Regions from separate parts of the Mus musculus genome. Here region 2 is linked to region 1. A link is a loop called in an ENCODE intact Hi-C map of the cell type or tissue named here. Cell type or tissue: heart. All regions are shown on one strand. Links, peaks and the distances in the headings refer to the core of each region. The heading gives the core; the rest is flanking DNA.

Evidence for each region. A loop is a pair of places that touch in the nucleus more often than their neighbours do. Peaks named below come from ENCODE experiments on the same cell type or tissue, not always from the same donor. Only the 100,000 strongest peaks of a DNase experiment are listed, where the experiment ranks them.
Region 2: it touches region 1 in a loop (3-fold over the local background); 4 of 42 quality-filtered maps call a loop at or near these places.

Annotation. Positions count from the first base shown.
Region 1 is chr1:190,691,675-190,699,998 of GRCm38, reverse strand. No RefSeq gene overlaps it. Among named protein-coding and RNA genes, the nearest start is that of Gm38452, 35 kb to the left of the region's middle. In heart, for the core only: a CTCF peak has its summit at 4,226 (motif pointing right); no DNase peak of the experiment used is centred there; H3K27ac peaks cover 311 bases.
Region 2 is chr1:190,167,268-190,175,591 of GRCm38, reverse strand. It overlaps Prox1 (prospero homeobox 1), which reads left to right and starts at 4,765. Exons shown (of 5, transcript NM_008937.3): 1 at 4,765-5,324. Prox1os (prospero homeobox 1, opposite strand) reads right to left here and starts at 5,296. Exons shown (of 2, transcript NR_151620.1): 1 at 5,164-5,296. In heart, for the core only: no CTCF peak of the experiment used is centred there; DNase peaks (open chromatin) are centred at 221, 691, 4,851, 6,601 and 1 weaker place; H3K4me3 peaks cover 7,685 bases; H3K27ac peaks cover 7,484 bases; H3K27me3 peaks cover 36 bases.

The DNA.
Region 1 (8,324 bases), core at 193-8,192:
CCACTCCCTGCAGATGTAGCTAGATCATGTCTCTATCCGTTCTTCTGTTGAAGCTCTGACTTGGGTGTTGTGAACACAGTCCTGCAAGACTGTGATGTGCAGGTCTCCCTGGCACACAGGGACCGGTTTTCTCAGGTTGGGTGGGAATTGAACTCAGAATTTTGTGCATGCTAGGCAAGGGTTCTGCCAACCGAGTTACATCTCCAGGGGGCTCCTTTTGATCAATGTCATTCTGGTGGTTGGGAACCAAATATTTAAGCATCAAGATTCTGTGAATTAAGATTCAGCCCTCTGGCCTCCCTCCTCACTTTTGCATAGCAACAGAATGCTGGTACCCAGAGGCAGTCACAGGTCCATATGGACACAGGCTTCCTGTTCATTGTGCAGCTCAGCTCTCCTCTTTCCAGATCTCTTTAGATGCTTGGATTTATGAGGGAAGAAAGCAGGGATGCTAATTCTTCTACCCTTCGTTCTTGCATAACCTCTGGTGCTGGGCCTTGAATTCCGGACCTTGTGCATTCAGCAATCACCCTACCACAGAACTACACCTACAGCCCCTTTAAGATAGGGTTTTACTGTATAGGTCTGGCTGACCTCAAACTCATGACACACCTCTGCCTTCCAAGTGGTGGAATTTCAGAGGTGCACACTATGTGCATCTCCTAGATTATCTTTAGAAGCATACTGCAGTCAACACAGTGCTGGAAGAGACAGAGATCGATGCTGTCGGTCCAGCCGCTTTGATAGTAGAAAGTAGACCAAGGTGACCTCTGTGCAGCACCCAGCCTCCCAGAGGTCAGGGAGGGGCCACGGAAGTGACTTCTTCATATATGGTTGGCCAAGAACAAAGCACAGGCTGGTGCTTGCAATGGCCAAACAGATGAGGGTGTGAGGGTGGGCACTGCTGAGCGTGGGGTGGGGGGGTCAGCCTGTACTAGCTAGAACCTCTATCTCTGGCCTATTTCACATGGGGTCCTGGAGTGGCTGCCCATGAGCCTGAGCCCAGCATCCTGTCACATGTGCATTGAGAAACCCACCAACAATGGAGCACGGGAGGCTCCCAGGGGCCTTTGTGGGCACACCTTGGTCCTGCACATGGTCTGGCTGTGGACGTTTGCACGTGGCCTTTGTGGCAGAGAGAGCAGGCTTCGTCCTCTCTCCAAGTTCCTCTCTCTATGAGTTTAGCAGCAATTGCCCTCAAACCATTTCTGTTGGACCTTCTCTAGGGAGCTTCTGCTTTGTCATTTAAAATAGTTCGGGAACTTCGGATTTAGCCCAGTGTCAGAGCAGCTTATTTGGTCTGTAGGCGTTTTTGTTTTTAAAATTCATGACAAGTTCCTTGCAACATGTTTTATTATATTTTCGCCACCTGTTCTACCTTGGGGGTGGCATTAAAATCTGGGGCTATCTAGCTGTCTGTCTTTTCATTTTTTTTGTGAAGTTTCCCTATTTGCCATTTATATGTGTCTTGCAAACACACACACATAATGTGAATTTAAATATGTACATGCCCATCTCCCTCTTTATTTTCTCCTCTCTTCCCCTGTAGCTTAATTGACCTTGAACTATAGTTATATCTCGGAACGTATGTATTTTGCCAGGCTAATTATGGAGCTTTAAATGGTAAATTTGTAAAACAGACACAGGGGAAAGCTTTGCCAGTATAAAGTGTTATCGCTGGGAGAAATGACCATTAATAGCAGTGCATGCACACATGGATCTATACTACTGACATTCTAAGAACTAAGCCTTTAAGGTAAATGCACCGGAAAGCCCCATGACCTACTGTAGTCTTCAGAGAAGCAGCAGAGGCATGGGGCACGGGACAGTGTTACAGATGGTGTCTTAGTCAGGGTTTCTATTCCTGCACAAACATCATGACCAAGAAGCAAGTTGGGGAGGAAAGGGTTTATTCAGCTTACACTTCCATACTGCTGTTCATCACCAAAGGAAGTCAGGACTGGGACTCAAGCAGGTCAGGAAGCAGGAGCTGATGCAGAGGCCATGGAGGGATGTTCTTTACTGGCTTGCTTCCCCTGCCTTGCTCAGTTTGCTTTCTTATAGAACCCAGGACACCAGCCGAGGGATGGTCCCACCCACAATGGGCCCTCCCATCCTTGATCACTAATTGAGAAAATGCCTTACAGCTGGATCTCATGGAGCCATCTCCTCACCCGAAGCTCCTTTGTCTGTGATAACTCCAGCTGTGTCACGTTGACACAAACCCAGCCGGTACAGACTGGAAATCTAATCTCTGTAAACAGTCAGCAAGGATCACTGCAAGACTGCCAGCGTCAGAAAGCATGGCTCAGCCCTGTGCTGATGATGTCTGTGTCAATCATGAAAGGGGCGGGGGCATTTTCTAGCAGCCTATTCCAGTTTCATTCACTGAGGCTCAGTGAGCCCCTGGATCCAGCTGTGCCTGAGTCCAAACTTTCAGTGGTAAGGGAAATTATCTTCTGGATTCTATTTCATAAAATCAAAGAGGAGGAGTCAGAAACAGTGCCGGACAGCAGCAGCAGTAACAACAATAACAAACTTAAAAAAATAGTGTAATAAAACGCCCAAACCTGAATTGTCAGAATTAAGCTTTTAAACATAGTATGCACTTAGATGTGACATTTAAAATGTGAGGTATTGGACTGGTGAGACGACGCAGTGGTAAAGGTCTGTCAAGCCTGCTGTTCCAAGTTCAATCCCCAGGGTCCCCCATGGTGGGAGAGCAATCCACCTCCACATGCTTGCCATGGCTTGAATGAACCTCCCTTAATAAACGAAAGGAGAAAATATTTTAAAATGTGATTTGTAATCTCCATTTCAAAATGCCTACAGAATGTGCTACCACTGTAAAAGCACGCCAGCAGGCCCAGGAAACACAAGAAAATCATGGTTGGCTCAGAAAACCAGGCAGTTTCTGTAATGCCACCAGGAGTGTGTCATTGGGTTCCCATGCCCTCTGTAGATAACTGAGAGGTGCTGTGCTGTGAGTCTCTCTCTCTCTCTCTCTCTCTCTCTCTCTCTCTCTCTCTCTCTGGCTCTGGCTCTCATTCTCTCTCTCAGCTAGAAGCTTCCTGCTGTTTTGCTTCCTGTAGCCAGTGACACAGGGACCGAGAAGAATGACAGGCATAGTGGGAATTTGATTTTGTCATTATTAAGATCTCAGACTTTTGGGTCATCTAAGCAAGCTATTTGACATTTTAATTTAATTTAACTTTAGATGAGGCAACTGGGAGAGTGTGTACTGGGACTCACGGAAACCCCCCTGTCTCATCTGATGATGGGCTATTACTGAGCACTCTGACCATCAATTTCTCTGTCTAAAAATGGAAGTACTAGGAGATGGAGATGGCTCAGCAGTTAAGAGCATTTGCTGCCTGCCTTAGCTACTGCTCTATTGCTACGAAGAGACACAGTGACCATGGCAGCTTATAGAAGAAAGCCTATTTAGGGCTTACAGCTTCAGAGGGGGAGTCCATGGCCATCATGGCAGCAGGCAGGCTGGCATAGTGGAAGAGTGATAGCCAAGGGCTTACATCTCAAAGCAGGAGGCACAGGGCTAACTGGGAATGGTATGAGCTTTTGAAACCCCAAAGCTTACCCCCAGTGACACATCTCTAACAAGGCCACACCTCCTAATCCTTCACAAACAGTTCCTCCAATGGGGGTGGGTGGGAGGGACCACACATTCAAATATTTGAGCCTGTGGGGGACATTGTGGTCCAGAGTAGTCACACTGCTCTACCAGAGGACATGGCTCACAGCACCCATGTCAGATGATTCACAACTACATGTACGTCCTGACCTACTCTAGAAGGTCAGACCCTCTACCGAGGCCTCTGTGGGCACCTGTACACATGTGTATACACACACACACACACACACACACACACACACACACACACACACACTATTGGATGTACTGTGATGATTTATATCCAGTGAGGGGTAGTTATTTGGTTAATTCCCAAAAGTTCTATCACATGGATGTGGAGCCCACTGTAGTCTGAGGCTGCCGAGTCACGGAGCCCTGAACAGGTCGACACCTGCCAGACTCCACCGGGGAAAAGCTGACTCGTTCATTGTCTTCAGGTTTGTCTGAAGGCTGGAGCCCCTTTCTCCTGGGCTGCTTGTCTGAAGCACCAGGTTGATGGGGAACACTTGGAGAACTGTCCCCTGTGGGCGGGGTGAGTGGAGTAACTTAAGGGGTTCATCAGGCTACCACTAGGGGGTGTGACGGTTCTGATTCCAGAGGCCTCTGGAGAAGAAAGCCTTTGAGAGCTTCTCTGGAGAGAGGATACAAGCCCCAAAGAAACCCAGGTCCCAGAGGTTTAGAGGAGCAAGTGACGTGAAGAGAAGTGATCACGTCACGTAGTGGTCACATCATCAGGTCGTGCCAGTCACATCATGTTTCCAGATGGGAGCAGTGTTCCACCTCTCCTTTTTCTTTTCTTTTCTTTTCCTTTCTTTTCTTTTCCTTTTCTTTCTGTTCTTGGCTTATTTTATTTACCAATATGAACTCTTGTTCCATCTGTGTTTTTGCTTGTGTTTTTTTTTTTTTTAATTTTTATTTTTTTAGGACCAGGTTGTATTTTGAGTGATTGAATTTTGATTATCCACTATGCTTTCTTTTTAATTTTTTTGTTTGTTTGTTTATTTTCAACACATCCCAACCACAGTCTTTCTGTGAGTGGCTGACCTTGAGGTAAGCCATCCGTGGCGACCCCCAGAGCGCTGGAATGGGAGACATTATCTGCAGGCCAAGGATGACACAGGGACACACACCGTAAACCAGAGCTGTCCTTGATAAGGAGGGGCATGTTGTGAACTGTTTCCAATGTCTTTATTATGTCTAACTTGAAGGTTCCAGCCCAGCCCCCTCTCCTTTGCTGGGGCGAGCGTGGCTGGAGGACTCTCTCTGAACTGCTGGAAGAGAGGGGAGCAAGCTGAAGTTCTTGTCCTGTGTATGGTGGATTTCGCTTTATTTCTCTGAGGTTGCTGTCGAGGGCGTCCTTACCAGTGCTCCTGTTGTCTCTGAGATGGGCACCCATCGATGCTGTTATTTCAGGTGATCTGTGTTTGGATGGAGGTCAGAATGTCCTAAACCATTGTTTTCCCTGCGTTTTCTCATACTTTCTATTTATGGAATACTACGGTTTTATGAGATGTTCCAGTCCCTTCTGGCCTGGCCTGGCTCCAGCTGATGTTTTACCGTTCTTATTTGTTTTGAATGATACTAAGTGAATAATGGCCCCAAAGGCCGGGAGCCTGGGCACCGGGGCACTTCTCAAGCTGTGGCTGCATCGAATTTTGTTTGGAAGCTGCTGGAATCTTTCAGCACGGCAAGGCTGCAGGAAGCTGCCGTTGTCAAAGGGAGGAGAGGATTGAGGGTGAAGGATTCTCACCTCGTCTGAGAAGCCGGAGTCTGGAAGTGGATACTGGCCTTGCCTGCATGAGGAGGTCACACCTCTAAGCTTGGGGTCGTCATGGCAGATCTTGGGTGTAGGGAAACTCCATTTATTTGGACTTTAGTACTCTTACTTGGTATCTGGGGCATTGATCTGTGGCTTTTCTAGGGGAAAAGCATTTGGGAGCTGTGCCAATAACACAATAGGAGCAGGGTTTACATTTCTCCCCCAGTGTGTGTGTGTGTGCACGCGCGCGCGTGCACATGCATGTGGAGGTCAGAGATCAACCACAGGAACCATTCTATCTGCCTTACGTTTTGAAGTAGAGTCTCCCACTCATCTGGAGCTCGTGATGGGATGAAGCCCCAGGATTCTGCACATTTCCACCCTCATCCCTGAGGTTACAAGCGTCTGCCACCATATTTGGATTTTTGGGGATTGAACTCAGGTCCTCATGCTTGCCTGGCAAACACTTTGTTGGCTCAGCTATCTGCCTGGATCCGTCTATCTCTGGAAGGACTACATCCTCTTCTCCTCAGGCCAGCTCTGAAGGCCTCTCTGGCCACCCTTGATTAATGCAGGCATGCCATCTGGGTGGACACAGGAGTGTTGTTACAAGCTGATGAAACCCAAGTTTCTACAGGACAAAGATGACCCCGACATCAGATCACCCTCTGATGAGGCAAAACCCCAGAGCGAAGACCAGAGTAGAGTTCCAAAGTAACCAACATTTCTCCCTCAGTTGCCTTATCTGAAAAGTGGGGAGGGTGGTGGTGCTTGCACTCAGAATGCTGGGAGATTTTCTAGGCTCTGTCATGTGACTTGGTATCACTGCCACACATGAACTAGGTGAACAGTAAAGGTGGCTTTTGGTGATAGGTGCTACCTAGCTGCTGCCTGCTGAATGTTACTGGTATTTTACTTGTTCTGACAGCAGCCAGCGAGCTTGCACTCCATGATCAGAAAGCATGCAGTGGCAGTAGGAAGGGCCGTTTCAGAGCCTTGAGGCAGGAAGAGAAAGCTGACATTTATGGAGTCCAGATATGTAGCAGGCAGGCTTCGTTGTGTTTCATTATTTAGTAACTGATAACTCTGGAGGCCAGGTGACTGTGTGATAATAACACACACAGTGTTTTGTCTGTCAGAGCTTGGGCCAGGTGGAGACTCTTGCCAAGCAAGGCGGGCCCTGCTTCACCCCACAACTGCACCTCCTAGGCCACCAGGGTTCCATACCACATTCAACCTGCCAGGTCAAGCTACACAGGATGAGGAAGGACTCATTCCATTGGGGCTTCAGGGTCCCAGGGAAGAAATGGCAGCTGCCAGCCCCCACACCCTTGCCAAGGAGAGGCTACATCAGGTGTCTTTAGCAAGTTCTGTGGTCTTTCTGGGTCTTGTTTTTATCGTATGTAACATGCTTACCTTGCAGGACTGTAGAAGGGTTAGAAATGAGATCTAACGTAGCTGTGTGGTGTCCATTGCAATCCAGCAGCACTGGATGAAGCTCTAACCCTGCAAAGAGGCATTGCGGTCAGAGTGGAGTGGGCTGGGCCCCGTCCTGGTTTGGTTCCCAGATGGCACCACTGTTCTCAGAGGGAGCCTTATTGGAGGAGTGGATCACTAGGGACATATCTTTTCTTGTAGCTGGTCCCACTTCCTGGTCTGTCAGATGTGGGGAGACGAGTCTTACTTCATTGTGTGCTCGCACAGGACTGGAGCCTCCTAATGCCATGCCTTCTCTGCTATGATGGACTAGTATCCCCTCAAACAGTGAGCAAATACCAAAATAAAGCCAAACAACCCAAAAACCCTCTCCTCCCCATAGGCCTACATATATACACACATACACACACACACATATGTTACACCTGCACACATATATGTACACAGACACACTTCTATGTATGTGTGCATACATATACATATATAACACATTCATAAATACACAATATTCACACATATACACATATGTGTATATAAAGATGTGCACACATATAAACATCTGAATCTGCTTGTACACGTACATATACACAGACACACTTCTACATAAGTATGCACACATATGCACATACACACATACATAAGCCTACATATGTCTTTGTAACATTGCATAAAGATGAAAGCAGAGGTTGGAGAGGTGTATCTACAAGTCAAGGAACACCAAAGCTCGCACAAACTGGAAGCCAAGGGAGAGGCTGGGCCAGGTGCTCCCTTCCGGAGCGTAGGAAGACTCAGATCTGCTGTTGCCTTCATCTAGACACCGAGCCGAGATGAGGGCATCTTCCCTTGTAGCAGTTTGGTTTGCAGCATTTTGCACACAGCCGGGAGCTGCTATAGTTTGAGTCTTAGGTGTCCCCAGATCTATGAGCAGGAGGCTTGGGATCCAGGAAAGTGCTTTGGTTAGAGTCTTTAATAGATGGGTTTGTGTGTGTGTGTGTGTGTGTGTGTGTGTGTGTGTGTTAGACCAGCGGGAGGTACGCTCAAAAGGGGACTTTGGGTCTCTTCTTTTTCTCCTTTGGTTCTTGGCTCATAATGGTATGAAGTCCATGTGCACCGGCCATGATATGCTCCTGGTCCTGCCAAGCCCAAAGCAAACAGGCCAACCTGTCATGACCTGGATCCGTCTACTGTGTGAACAAGAATAACCGCTTTCCCTAACCAGGGTTTGCCACAGCGATTGGAAAGCCGATAGCAGGGCTCATTCTCAGCTTTGATGGACCTCACACACTTTCCTTTTGTGTCTTCCTGGTGATCCCCCACCTCCAGAGCCACTGCCTAGAGAGGAACACAGAGACATATCCATTGGACAGAACCAGAATGCCTGGGCACTGAGGCTATAACTGGACTCCTACCCGGGCTGAGCCCCTCCCCTCTCCACTTCCTTCCCACACTCATCCTCTGTGTCCTCTCCTCACGCCC
Region 2 (8,324 bases), core at 146-8,145, 520 kb after region 1:
GCCACCTCCGCAGCAACAGGCGGGGGAGGGGACATGGCGGGGACAGCGCGGGCCTGGCGATGGCCCACATCTCCCTGCCGCGTGGGACACTCGCGGCCTGGGATCAGGTGGCTGCCCTGTTCGGTCCGGTGTGCGCCGAACCGGGGCGAACCGAGCTGAAAGGCAGCTTATGGCTGCTAAGGAAGGAGGCGAGGGCCGCAGGACACGGGTGGGGGCAGGCCAGGCAGCGGGCAGGTGGCCCGGATCCCTGCACGCTCGGCGGCGAACAAGCCACAGCATCTATCCCCCCCGGCCTGGATGCTGCGAACCAACGGAGAAGGCCAGGCAGGAGTGAGGACAGGGGGCACCGCGTGGGAGCCCCGCTCGCGCCTGGCGCCCGCCGAACACACTCCCCGCCTTCCAGCCCTTCCCATAGTTTTTCCAGTACAGCGGGAGTGTTCCTCGCAGGCTTTGGAAAGCCAGCACCGAGGGGGCTCCGACTCGGAGAGAGGTGGCCTTGGGCATGAAGACAACAGAAGGCCACGCGGCCACTCTCGTAGAGCATTACAACCCTGCCAGGCTGGAAAGAGTGGCGGTGCCCAGAGGCTTGGCGTGATTTTGCCCACTGTGCCCCGCGTGCCGTGGAGTCTGCTGACACGAGCACTCTCACCCACCCCACTCCCGCGCCCCTGCGGCCGGAGCCTGCCTTTTGTACTTCGCTGACAGCAAGACTGGCTGATCACACCCACTGGTGGTGGCGGCGAGTGTGTTGGTGTGTGTGTGAGAGAGGGAACATTCCACTCTGTGACACCTCCAAGTACGGGGAAGAGCACCCTGTTTGTCTCCGCAGGAGTCCCACCGCTTATCTCTGACCAAAGCGCTCTTCCAGTTTCCCTGTTGTGGACTGAAGAAGATAAGATAACTCTGTGTGTGTGTGTGTGTGTGTGTGTGTGTGTGTGTGTGTGTGTGTGTGTGTGTGTGTTTAAAAAGAAAGAAAGAAAGAAACAAAACCGAAATCACAGACTCTCTGCACCCTGGCCCTCAAAGCCTGGGAGGGGTTGCAGATGAACAAGCAATCTCAGGGAGTCTGAGCAGCCCCACCGAAGGCCTGGCGAGTGCCTCTCGCATCGCAGCCCGGTGCAGTGGCTGGGTTATGTAAGTAAGAGCCCTCCCTGCGCTCCGCACCATCTGTTAATATCTTGATATTGGAAAGTTCGGTGCCTGAGGCAAAGCCAGGGCTGGCGGAGAATAGCTTCCAGCCTACTCCTTATTCTTCTAGGGCAGGGAATACCCTCCCCTGGCCCTTTGTTCGTTTCTGTCCACTTCCCCGCATCAAGCTGTCCTATGACACACACTCCCTCGGTCACCAGTAACCCTTCATTCCCGTGGGGTTGTGTTTTTCTTTGAGGTCACCTTGTTGCGTGTTAAGTCTTTCCTATGAATGTTTACGAGTGTGGCGATCCTGTGCCATTTTATGGTAAAATGTGTGTGGGTGGGTGCTCTTTTTGTTCTGGTGGGGAGAAAGCTTTATCATTATTATTATTATTATTATTATTATTATTATTATTATTATTTTAAATCAGTTTTTCTGACAGTCCTCATGGCTCCCAACTTCTTTGGAGGGACTCGCTGGTGTTTACTTTGAAAGCTGTTGGTTAAACAAACATCACTCGAGGCTTCTGTGCAGTGGCGTCCCCAAGAGAGAGCTGCCACAGCTGCTACTTGCCACTGATCTGGTGGCATTTCACTTTCTCCCCCGCCACTCAGAACAAATCCAGGTTGGGTTAGGCGTCATGCTGGGAACAGGGGAGGAGAGGAAGAGGCCAGCCGTCAGCCCGCCTCTAGGCGACGTGCAGCAGGCTGGTCTGCTCCCGCTGCTACAGCGACCTCCCTCTCGTCCCCTCCTCAGGTGGGTGGTGGTGGGTGGGTGGGCAGGCAGGAGGCCTCCAAGGCTCTCCAGCATCCCGCTCTCGGTTTGCCTCTTCATTGGATCCGCTTGACCCCCCCCCCCCCCGCCCCCAACATCTTTTAGGCACTGGTGCCTGCTGTTTGTAAGGTTTCAGATGACCTATAAAGCAATGCTTTCCCTTCCTGGCCCCTAAGGGTTTTTAAGAAGAAACAGGAGGAAAAAGTCAAGGCAAAGTGTGTTCAGCCCGGATGCACAACTGCTTTTCGCTAACAACACTTTAATCACTCTTCAGATAAGCCACTAGTACAACCTGCAAGAGCGCGGCTCATCCCAAGACGAATCAGAACTTGTGCTCACTTTAAGTGTCTAGGATGGTGCTGGCCAGGATGGGCAAAAGAATGGTTTGCAAGGAGCTTGGCCCCTGACTTCGCAGATGTAGCCGGTATTTAGGACACCTCTGGTCTCCAGGCTGACTGATAGCTTTTTCTCTATCAGAAAACAAACCGCGAGTCGGCAGAGATAGGGGCCCTGGGCCTCACGACCGCGACTGCTCTAGTGCGGCTTGGAACCCAGGGGAGCTCCGCTTAAGCCCTGGCCAGACAGCACGCCGGGAGCTTGGCTCACGCGTGGCCTGGACAGTTAGGGGGCAAGACAGGGCTCGGCTAAACCTTTCAGAACCCCAGGTCGCCACCCCAGCTCACACGCCCAGCATGGCCAGCGCTCGGCTTTCCACGCGCAGCTCCTGTGCCCTACTGCGGGCTGCGAACTGCTGCAGCTGAGCCTCAGAGGCGCAGGCTGTCGGTGGGGAGTTTGCTTGTCTGTCTGGTGGTTACCCCAGCTTTATGTCAGGCCTATTTTGTCCCTCTGCGAGATTGATAAATGACTTATTTGAGGGCACGCAGGAAACTTTTCCCGCCGCCAGATCCCAATCGTGTCATGTGCAAAGCGTGCGTCCGAACGCTAAGTGCAACTACAACAAACTACAACAGAGTGGAATCTCTCCGTCCACCCTTGCCTCTTTTCTCCCCCTCCAACCTCCTTTCTTCCTTCCTCTGTATCCTCCCTTTTAGCCGTCGAACTGACGCTAACTTACAAGCGCAAACAGATTCTTCAAGAGAAAAAATAAAGGGTCGAAAAAATTCTCGAATCCCAAATTCCACCCTTTTCAGTACATCCGTTTACCTCAAAGGTGTCCAACCCATATTTCACCCCCATCTAACGGGCACGTGAGTGGGTAATTTCACTCCCTGGCCCCGATTTACGACAGGAGTCCATCATTGGAGGTGCGGGTAGTGTACTGAGCAAGCGCTGGGCAATGCTGTTTCCCGACTTGAGCTCGGGAAAGTCTTCAGGCAGTCAAGGAGGTGGGAAGACGGATAGGTGTGCTTAGGTGAGCTTTTTTTCCTGCACACCCACCTACCTCTCTCTCTCTCTCTCTCTCTCTCTCTCTCTCTCTCTCTCTCTCTCTCTCTCTCCCTCCCCCCCCCTGTCCTTTTCAATATTTGAATTCCGTGCCTGCCAAAAGTTTCCCACAGGGCACACACTTCAGACATACACACTGACACCGTTGTTCGACTCACAGGGGATTAATATCCTCTCCCATTCTGATAAATCGGAGAAGGTCCTAGAGTGTGCGCGGCAGACGATGGCGGCGGGTCTGCTGGTGTACTCGCATCTTATAAATACCCTGTCACAACACGTTTCAACCTTTGATCTGATTGAATTGGAGGGACTCAGAAAAAATTCTTGTCCCCACAGCACCTTTTGTAAAAGTCTCTAATCTCCTAGGTATGAACATTTAAAGTGCTTCTCAGCTCTTGAGGCTCGGGGTTTATGGAGTGTTTATGTCCACACTGCCTCTTTAGTAAGCGCTGCTGTTAACTGTGCCCAGGGAGAGGACCATTCAAGCTGAGGCTGGAGGCTCTTCAGCATTTGTCAAGGAAAGCCAAGGCCCTCTTTAAGAGCCACGTTATCTGAAGAAACCTTGCTGCTAATTTTCACCCAAGATGTCAAACCAACGTGTGTTTTATGTGGCTTTAAGTATTAGAGTCTGAGATGTCTTGCCCAATAAACTTTTAAGTTTGTCATTCAGACTTCGAAATCATGTGAATCCTATATCGAACTAGTTTCTTTGGCCATGTAGGGATGTGCGAACTGGAGAAGGGTGGCCAGAAACGATGTTTATAGCATATGTGGTCACTATGCCTACAATTGAAATAATACTTTTAAAGGTAATCGGGGGCGAATTCCTATAAATTCTGAGGTCTGATTGACTGGGACTCAGCCAGTGCGGGTAGAGGTTTTTAATATCAGACTTAGCGGCCCCAGTGTGAAATCTCTGGCACTTATTTATTTTTTAAAACCTAAGCCTACCTGTGTTTGCTCATCCTCTTTAAAAGGAAACTAGGGTGACTGGTCCTATTGATACTATCTATGATCATTTCCAAAGCAGAACGAGTTGTGCCCCCCCCCCACAACATTCCGCCCTTTATGCCACCCCGACCCTTAAAATATCCACTTTTTTTTATCCTGTATACTTTTCCGAGCCTTCCTCCATCCCAGTCTGGGGAGTGCTCCCGGCCGCTGGGAGAACTCCATCATCTGTGTCAGTGAAATGGAAAAAAAAAAAAAAAAAAAAAAAAGACCTGCGTCCTGGAAGAGCAAGTGTGAGCCGGGCGCCGCGGTGCACAACGCCCGCAGATGGCTCGCGGCGGCCGGGGCGCGGCGATCCAGGCGCCCCAAGCAGTGGCAGGGCGGGGTGGGGGCCGGGGCTGGTGGCCCGGGCGGGGGAGCGCTGGGCCCCCCTCTCCTCCTCTCTCCCCAGCCCCTCACCCCCACCCCTTTTATATATATGTATATTTTTTTCCTCACAAGTTCTCTTGCCTCGCTATCCCCCCTTGAATCCGAAGGCGCCTCGCGATTGGGTGCTGGGACCGGGTACGTCAGTGGGACTGTGACGTGCAGTCTTCCTGTTTCCTTCAGCTGTGTCTTAAAGTAAATCTTGTTGTGGAGCGGAGCCCTCAGCTGAGAGAGCGCTGGGAAAGCGACGGCCACTGCAGCCGGGGAAGCCGCGCGGCGCACACAAGCCTCTCCGCCGTGCCCGCTGCTCCTCGGGCCACCGCTCCGCGCTCCAGCCCTCGCCGCCTTCTCCGCTCTCTCTCCCCTTCTTTCCCCGGGCTCCCGGCTCTGCCCTGCGCGCCTCTCCCCTCCCCTCCCTCCTTTCTCCCCTCGCCTCTCAGCACTCGCCCAGATCACTCGCTCCCGCACAGACTCACCGACCCCTGGGCCAATTATCACCAGTAAGACATCACCGCGTGCGCGCGTGGGTTTCTTCTCTGCCCGCAAGAGAAGAAGAGAGGGGGAGAGAGAGAGAGAGTGAAAAGAAAGAGAGAGAGAAAGAGAGAGAGTGGCTGCGCCCCGCTGCTGCCCGCACCGCGTAAGTATCTTCACCCGGTTGCTGTCCCCTCCCCTTTTCCAGAATCGCTCGCACTGGCTCGTTCTTGAATGGGAAAGAGAGAGAAGAGCCTCCCGTTACTCACACCCGTGTAAACATTCTTTTTCCAAGGGGGAAAATGGTGTTATTTACATGAATCGTGATCAAATAGCCTCTAAAAACAGTTTTCTAAGCAGGAGGCTCAGTGGAACTCCGAGCTCCGCTCCTCCCAGTAAACGAAGAGTAAGTGACCTGCTTGGCTTTTATTTCTTTCTCGCGCCTGCCGGTGACTGGGATGATGGTGGCGATGGGGGGAGGCTGGTGTTGCTGGACTTGTCGCTGATCTTGTCACCTTTTGTGTACTGTGTCTGGGATGCGCTGAGGCTCTGGCTTTCTTTTATTTTGTATTATTTTTATTTCTTTATTTTTCTTGCACTCTTTTCAGGGGAGGGGGCCGCGAGGGGGATGAGTCCCTTTTGGTTGTTGTTCTTCTAGATTTTTTTTTTCTTGCAATCTTCCCAGCTTCTTCTTTTTCTTCTCCGGGAGTTGAAACTCCAGGGCCTGTCCCCGAGTCCTTCTCCCTTTGTCTTGTTTATTCTAGCTGCCTTTCTTCCCGGCTTTCCCTATTTGCTTGCTGTTTGCATACCTTTCACTTCTCCTTTTTTAACCCGGGGCAGAGGGCCGGCCGTGGGGAAGAGGGCGGGGAGGAGGGGGCGCCCGGTGACTTTCCTCTGTGTGCTCAGCGCCGGGAGCTTGCACCCAGCTCTGCAACAGAGGAGAGACGAGTTGGGGGACGGTCCGGTACGGAGGAGCGAGCGCGGTGCCAGTCCACCCAGTCTGCTTGCGCCGCGCTGGGAAGCACTGAGTAGGGGGAGTTTGCCCGAGAGCCTCAGGGGTCGCTAGTGGGGCGACCTGGACGCCGCACCGAAGAGGGCCGGCCCGGGGTCGGGTTGTGCTTGGGCCGCCCATAGACGAGAAGAAGCTCCCAGCCATTACTGGCACGCTTGGGTGGTGGGCAGCTGCGCCCTGGCCTCGCTGAGTGCCGCTACTCTGCTGCCCCAGTTCCTAGGACTGGGGAGGGAGGAGAAGAGCCCAGCAGAGTGGAGAGGTGAGAGTGATTGTTGCTGAGAAGAAGGACGAGGAGGGCGGGAGGAAGGGGGAGAGCTGCTATCTTGCCTGAACAGACAAGGGGAAGAGACGGGGAGGGGGGCGGTAGACCTCACCCAAAGTCCAGCTGAGCAAGTTGTCGTTGCCTTTGCTGCGCCAGCCGGTTAGTCCTGCTAAACTGAGCGCCTATGCAGAGAGCGATGGGGGCCGGGGGAGAGCAGCGAGCCACACTCAGACTCTCCCACCCCTGCCTAGCTTCTTGGGAAGTTGAGTCTTCCTGGCGGCTCAGAGCAGAAGCCGAAGGAGGGGCTGAGAGACAGTCTTAAGTAGCCCAAGGTTGCTGGTTGGAGCGCGAAACGCTGTTCTTGGCAGCCCAGAGCCCTTCTCTGCCTCGGGGAAGGCTGGAACCGCACCTGCTTGCTTCTATTTTTCCTAGAAGATCTGTGTTGTCTCCTTAAGCTAATGAAAACAGAACAAGCCCAGGGTGGCCTCCTCTCTCAGAGTCTCCCTCTTGTTCTCCCTTTCCGAGTTCTGCCTGCTTTTTTACCACCCCCTTCCCATGCCCCTCTGTTAAAAAAAAAAAAAAAAAATCATTTCCTCTCCTAAACCAGTCAGGCAAAAGTCTGTTAACAGAACGCACATGGACAGGGCTGGACAGGTGTGTTGTGTCAAGAAAGACAGGTGCAAGTTTCCTGGGGTCTGTCTTTCTGTACAGCTCCAGACTCCAGGCTTCTGGGACGAAGGGGTTTGTGAATTTATGGTGGTTCTCCTTAACGGGATTGTCAGGCTAATGGGAATCAGGCTCTTGGCTGTTGTGTCTGAGCCCCTGCCGTGAGAGGGTTTTTTTTGGGGGGGGGTAGTTTGTATTTGTGTATTTGTCTTAAGGATGTTGGCAGGTGACTGCTGAGGTCATATCTCAGGCTTCTGTCTGCCAGCCTGCCAAAAGCAACCCCACCCCCAACCCCCACTTCAGGGCAGCAGGTGGAAGGAGTTGACTTTCTCTTTGCTTCCCTCCAGTTTATGCCTCTCTGGCAAGTCGGTGCTTAGAAGGGGGGTTGGGGGGAATCTCGTGTGTGTGTGTGTGTGTGTGTGTGTGTGTGTGTGTGTGTGTGTGTGTGTGTGTGTGTGTGTGTTGCACAGCAATGAGTAGTTTGTAACTGCCTAAAATACCAAAGCCAGTTCACAACTGTGAAGGCTATTAAAGCTTGTCTTTGTAGTGTTTTTTTTCTCTCCCTGCCCCAAAAGAATAAGTGTGTGCCTAAACTCTTTCAAACCCTGTGTTAAATACTCTCATAAAGTGAACCGTGCCTGCCATTGTATCAGACATGTGCCAGGTGTCCTAGATAGGACTTTGATGGAGAGGGAGAATCTAAGTCTGTGAGAGGGAGCTGGGCTTTTGCTATTTGATGGAAGATCTGGGCAGCCAGTTCTATGAAGAGTTTCTTGCAAGAACTTCTGAGTGTTTTCAGAATGAAACAGGCTGCTTGCAGTGAGAAAGAAGAAAGTCTGCTTTTGTGCAGGAGAGATGTTGGGATTTCTATGTAAGTCTGTCTAGGTTCTTAAAACTTAACCTTCTGAGGCCGTGTCTCCTGTTTGAGTTGTATGGGAATAGGCCAGATGATAAACATTCCTGTTGGTTAGTTTTGTTATTTGGGGTTATTTGTCTTTGTTTCCATGAAAATGAAAGATACATGTCACTTAGTCTTTTAACTTAAACATTAGTCACCCCCTTCTATAACTTTCTTTGTATGCTTTTGAAGATTTTAATAATTAAAATGTTACCTATGACTATCTTCATATACCTTATTTTTAATAGGCATTAGCCATGCTTGGCACTTACTGATATTTTATGTGCCTGTTCTGGAGAAATCTACTCATTTTAGTCATTACCTTGTG